2 separate regions of the Homo sapiens genome follow, and region 2 is linked to region 1. Evidence: chromatin loops called from intact Hi-C (ENCODE). Cell type or tissue: Caco-2. All regions are shown on one strand. Links, peaks and the distances in the headings refer to the core of each region. The heading gives the core; the rest is flanking DNA.

What was found. Hi-C counts contacts between places; a loop is a spot of excess contacts. Peaks named below come from ENCODE experiments on the same cell type or tissue, not always from the same donor. Only the 100,000 strongest peaks of a DNase experiment are listed, where the experiment ranks them.
Region 2: it touches region 1 in a loop (10-fold over the local background); 3 of 110 quality-filtered maps call a loop at or near these places.

Annotation. Positions count from the first base shown.
Region 1 is chr12:98,798,386-98,801,308 of GRCh38, reverse strand. It overlaps ANKS1B (ankyrin repeat and sterile alpha motif domain containing 1B), which reads left to right. Exons shown (of 27, transcript NM_001352186.2): 21 at 184-312; 22 at 2,304-2,375. Among named protein-coding and RNA genes, the nearest start is that of APAF1, 150 kb to the right of the region's middle. In Caco-2, for the core only: no CTCF peak of the experiment used is centred there; a DNase peak (open chromatin) is centred at 1,698.
Region 2 is chr12:98,697,871-98,700,793 of GRCh38, reverse strand. APAF1 (apoptotic peptidase activating factor 1) reads right to left here. Exons shown (of 27, transcript NM_181861.2): 17 at 1,225-1,386. Among named protein-coding and RNA genes, the nearest start is that of APAF1, 54 kb to the right of the region's middle. RefSeq lists a cis regulatory region at 1,735, a silencer at 1,669-1,738 and an enhancer at 1,651-1,820. In Caco-2, for the core only: CTCF peaks have their summits at 1,489 and 1,692 (motif pointing left); a DNase peak (open chromatin) is centred at 1,753.

The DNA of each region.
Region 1 (2,923 bases), core at 156-2,655:
CAGCCTTGAGAGATATGCTAATACATATAAAAATGTAATAACCAAGTATTTATATTCACATAAGACACCCAAATGCATTTTGGTACATTCACAGCACCTGTGTGTAAGGTGAGCTCAGGGTAGCTACAGGGAATGAACTTTGCTGACTGCTCATATTGCCTCTAGAATAAATGTCATTTTCAGACAGGAGACTGGGGAGAACCTTCCATTACCTTGCGACCTCCGAATGAAGCCACAGCCTCTACCCCGGTACAGTACTGGCAGCATCACCCAGAAAAGCTTATCTTCCAGTCGTGTGATTACAAAGCTTTTGTAAGTTACCCTCAATTCAGTATTTGGGCCTAAGTGGAGATAGGGGGTATGTTTTCAGCTTGTTTGCATTTACATTGAAAATATACCAAAATATCCATATCCATCACTGAAATTTTTAAAATGTTTTTCTCTTCACTTTTTCTTAAAGTAGCCTTCTATCCAAAGAGAAAGTCCAAATAACTAGAGCTTTAAAACCGTTTTAATCTTGTAAGTTTAAGGTCTGTTGTGACCTCTTATATAGTTGTATATTTTTAAATAAATGTTATAACGTACAATCTTAAAATGGAAATGAGTGTAAATATGGCATATATATATATATATCTCTGCTCACTCACCAAACACTGGGTCTCAAAACACTGGGTCTGCCACTTTATGTAAATACCAGATTCTTTTCACTGTCATCAATAGGATTATACTATTTTTCTGTTTTAGTTGTTTAGTTTAGTTTGGTTTAGTTTAGGTTAGTTGTTTAGTTTTTTAGAAGAGGGGAATTAATTATAATTAGCTGAGAAATGTAATAGGAACTGGTAAATGTTCAAAAGATACTGTAGGTTTTGGGTCAGGTGGTGGTTGTCTTGACGACAGCAGAAAAAGTGGCTGAACCTTCAGCAGTGCATTGAAACTGCCTCTCTTAAAAAGAAACATTTCAATCAGGCAAACTTCCCTGATAACTTAAAAGATAAGGATTTTACCAAAAGATAATAAATTTCACCTTCATTTGATTTAGATGGACATTGTGGTTATCTCATACCAGTTGAGCTTTTTTTTTTTTTTTTTTTCATTTTCTGCTTTCTGCCCCTCTTTTACTAAAGCTTACTTATATTGCAGCTTTGGATTTATTTCAGTGGTACTGCCCAAAACCATAGGATTGAAATGGCTCCTCCCTCCAAACCCCAAGTCCCCAAGCCTTTCTGAACATGCCTTTCTCCAAGGCCCTGACCACGCCTTCTGCTGTTGTGCCCTCTCACGTCTTCTTCAAGTCAGGCACTTCCCTAGTCCACAAGAGTGGTTCCCATCCCCGTCTCTGCAGAGTACAAGTCTCCAGTCTTGTCAGGAAGTGTCCATCAGATATCTTCTAAAATAATTATTGTAATTCACTTTTTTAAAAAACATATATAGAGCTCTTTGGGGGCTGGTGGGGGGAGGGCAAGGGGCAGGGGAATGACAAAAGGCAAAAACCCTACTAAAGCTTCAAAAGGTTGAAGGGGAGTCAATTGATAGAAAGGCAAATCAGACATTTTGTTTAAAACCATTTGGCCCCAGCCAGAAGCTGGAGCACGAGGGGCATTTTGTACCAGGATGATACAGTATGGGGTCTGGTCTTCTAACAACAAAGTAGTTGGCAATTCTTGGGAGACTGTCATCCTTCTAGCTCCATTCAGCCCTCCAGGTGGCACTTCGCACCAGGAACCCAGCTCTCTTCCCCTGGGAAACAACTGAGAATGCCTCTCTCCCTCCCCCCACCCTCCCATCCCGTTCTCAGGTGGATCAACCATAGGGCACACAGCTGTGAATGAAAAAGGTCCAAAACTGCATCTCTGCCTAAAAGCCTAACATTAATTACCTATGCAGCAGAATAAGCCTAAATGGGGGACATGTTGCTTAGCTTCTCAGCTGTCTCATGCAACCCTGTAATTACAGAGATAGTAGTGTGATTTATTTTTGCAGACATTGCTGCCTCAAAAAAGGGGAAAACATTTTTAGATGCCCCCATTTTGCAGTTAAATATGATTTGAAAGATGGCATCTTTAGAAGATGTTGCAGTTTCATTATAAAGAGCAATTACAGCCCCCAGAACTTATGGTTAATTCTGCTGCATTTTCTCTATGAATGCATTTATTTGTTAGGATTAGTTACTGTCAGTTTTTTAAAGTTATGCAACAACTTACAGCCAGGAAACCTAGCCAGTAATACTTCCACAATTTGTTTTTAAAACATTACTCATATGTATATTCCATTTCATAAATCATTGAATTTTTTTTGTATTTTAGTATTTAGGTTCTATGCTGATAAAAGAGCTTAGGGGGACAGAATCAACCCAAGATGCTTGTGCAAAAATGCGGGTAAGTCTGCCAAACTACTTTATTTCTAGTAGCTGAAATACTAAATACTGGGTATGGATACAAATTGCCACCTTTCAAATTACTATTTTCTCCATCTGTTGGTCTGCTGAATCACATTGGTATTACATAAAAAGGTGCTCTTGCTTTCTGCATGTTTATGCTTGAACTTATCTCACTATAGTTTGAGTTAATGTCTATTTGCTATATTTGTACTATATTTGTTCTTAATTATTTTTAAAGATTTAAAATTAATTGTATCATTTTCGAGATTAGAAAAATGATCTTTATTACAACAAAAGGTTTTAAGCACGCACTGAATAGTCTGAGAATATTTACTGAAAACATCACCAATTGACTAAAATTATCAAAAGCAGAAGTATTAAGAGCATATTATATAAAGCTAATATTCTTTATGCAATTTCTTACTCAGTTTTTTTTTTTTATTTTTTTAAATTCAACTTTGAGTGGAATGAACTATTTAAGGGCAAATGTTAACTAAAAATGGCAATTCCAGGCCGGGCACAGTGGCTCACGTCTGTAATCCCAGC
Region 2 (2,923 bases), core at 337-2,836, 100 kb after region 1:
AGGTCTAGCAAGAGAGGGGAAAGAGGAGTTATTACTTCATGGTTACAAAGTTTCTGTTTAGGGTGATGAAAAAGTTTTGGAAATATATAGTAGTAATGGCTACACAGCATTGTGAATGTAATGCCATTGAAATGCACATTTTTAGATGGTTAAAATGGCAACTTTTACATTATATGCATTTTATCACAATAAAAAAGTTTTAATCTTCAAGTCTTGCTTATGCAGTGGTTTCTTTTCTGTTCTTATAGATTTTAACAAACTTAAAGGGAGGTATTTTTCCTCTTAGTTTCCTGCTAAAGGGGTACAAACTCATAAGCAACCAACATCCAAGGATTGTAGCACTAAATCAATAACAATCATATACATGATCCCTCAGTGAGTTCTTATATAACCATATTTTATATTTCAATTATGCTCTTTAAAACAGTAATATCCCTCATTCAAGTCTTTTGAAATCACTATTAGATGAGAATGTAAGTGAGCCATAAATCAGAAGATCTGGTTCTCCTAATCACAATGTAACTTTAGACAAATCATTTGGCTGCTCTGAACCTCAGTTGCCTCATTATTATCATAGGGCTACTGTAACCCGCTGCTTCTTGAATACTTATATCAAAAGAAATTATATGTGAGGGCACTCTGAATACCACAAATACCAGCTACTATTAGATGTGGGGAAGAAAAGCAAAGAATTTTCTTATTTACTTTTTTCATATTTTCCTCATTTACTTTATAAAAATTTCACTATCTTGTTCAGTCATTGATGAGCATTTCTGTCAGAGTCATCAAATCATAAAATTGTAGGTGTAAGAAAACACTTTGAAAAATCACCTAAACCAATGTAATCAAAATTGAAGAAAAAAAAGGAGTGATGAAGAAAGCATTCTATGTTTTAAATACATTTGAGGAACACTGGATTCGATGGCATAAATTGTGTAAGAGGACTTCCTGGGGCCCTGAATATGTTAGTTCATACAGTGTGCCTAATAGGGGAAAGCAATACAAAACATATTTCCCAAACGGTGTAACCATGGAGACCTTTCCTTACAAGGCCATCCTTATCTCACGGAGCACAGTTCCAAAGAACCATGACAGGTTAGGAAGACTGCCCAAAATCACACAGCTAGACTTTATTTTTATGAATAAACATTGTAAAATGCAAAAATGAACAGAAGTTTTAACTTTCTTTAAATCAGACTGAAGTTGGCTTTTTAAAGTACTTACAAAGATTTTATTTTTTGCTGCCACCATTATCCTTGCACCATCAGCAGACCACGAACAACACTTCACTATCACTTCCATATCCTCTTGAGGGTCCTCCAAATTTAGGAAGAACTGTTTCACATTAATGCTTTTCCTCTCATTTGCTGATGTCGCATCCCAAAGCTTTGAATTAAAGTAATAAAAAAGAAAAAGTTTGTTTTACTCTATAATCACACTTCTAGAATTTTTCCTAAATTAAATGCCACATAAACTTATTCACTTCACTTGATGAATTATTTTTACCTATGCATGACTTTTTGTAAGGCTTTTAAATTAAGATCTCCAGTTTCATTATTACGTTCTTAAAAAGAAAAAATTAGAAGCACTGCCCAAAATGCAGAACATAAAATTAAATAAAAAGTTAAGAGTCTTGCATGGTGTGGAAGCTAAAAATTACATGTTGACAGTAAGGACACAAGTGGAAGAAAGGTGGTAAGATGAAGAGACTCACGACTTGCCACTGCTGCCCTCTGCTGTGCCAGGAATGAAGTGTGTTTCACGAACCTACCACATGCACAGCAGGAAGACTACACAGGACCCAGTCCAAGTTAGGTCGTGACCTAGCAGAGCATCCAGAGACATAAGGAAGTCTCTGAAAACAGGGACAAGCAAGACTCTTTGTGTGCTTGGCAGGGCCAGATAGGGCTACAAAACTAACTGGATCCTGAGGAATGAGATACAAAATACTGTAAACTTTGCTCACTAGTAGGACCACTTGAATAGCACAAAAGACAAAGGCCTTCAAGAAGATCCACCTTCACTCCTCTGGGCCATGAGCAGTGTCTCAGCCTCACAGAGTGATAATGACTGCCCATGCCCAAACCAAAGGTTGGCCACGGAGAAGGATGGGGGTTGGGGGAGAAAGCTGCTGCTCAGGCTTTAAGTCAGCTTCCAAAGCACAACTCCCAGGTAAAACCTAATTTTTCTGGCCAGGTACATTTTCAAATCTCTCGAGTAAAAAGAAGTATTATATATACTAAGAAACATGGCCAAAACCAAAACTTTTCTACTTGCAACAACTGCAGGTAATCTGGGTAATGCAAAAGAGACAGCAGGTGCTAAAACAGCCTTCCCTGATACTAAAGAGAAAAATAAATAAATAAACATAAAAGCCTGAACCTTCAGTTACATTATCCAGAATATATGAGAAATCAGTTTCCCTATTAATATGAAAATCAGGCTGGGTACAGTGGTTCACACCTGTAATCCCAGCACTTTGGGAAGCCAAGGTGGGAGGATCACTTGAGCCCAGGAGTTCAAGACCAGCCTGGGCAACACAGTGAGACCTCATCTGTTTTGTTTTGTTTTGTTTTCAATTTAAAAAAATTTTAAAAAACAAAAAGAAAAAGCAACTATTGCCTGAATTTTACAAAGAAAAATAAAAGTAGCACAATCCAACTTGATTATACATGTCTAAATTGCATCTGTTTCTGGACCTGACTTCAGCTTCTGTCCAAGCAGTGGTGAAATCCCACATATTGAGGGACCACATAAACTAATACCAGCATTTCATTCTGAGCAAGTCGCTACACTGTATCCAGGGTCCCTGTGCACCCCAGGCCTCTGCGTGCTTTAAATGGCAAATTTTTAAATAGAACTCACATTTTAAAACAGTTCATCTCAGAGCCTGAAAAGCACATGCTTATCAACATGATACCCT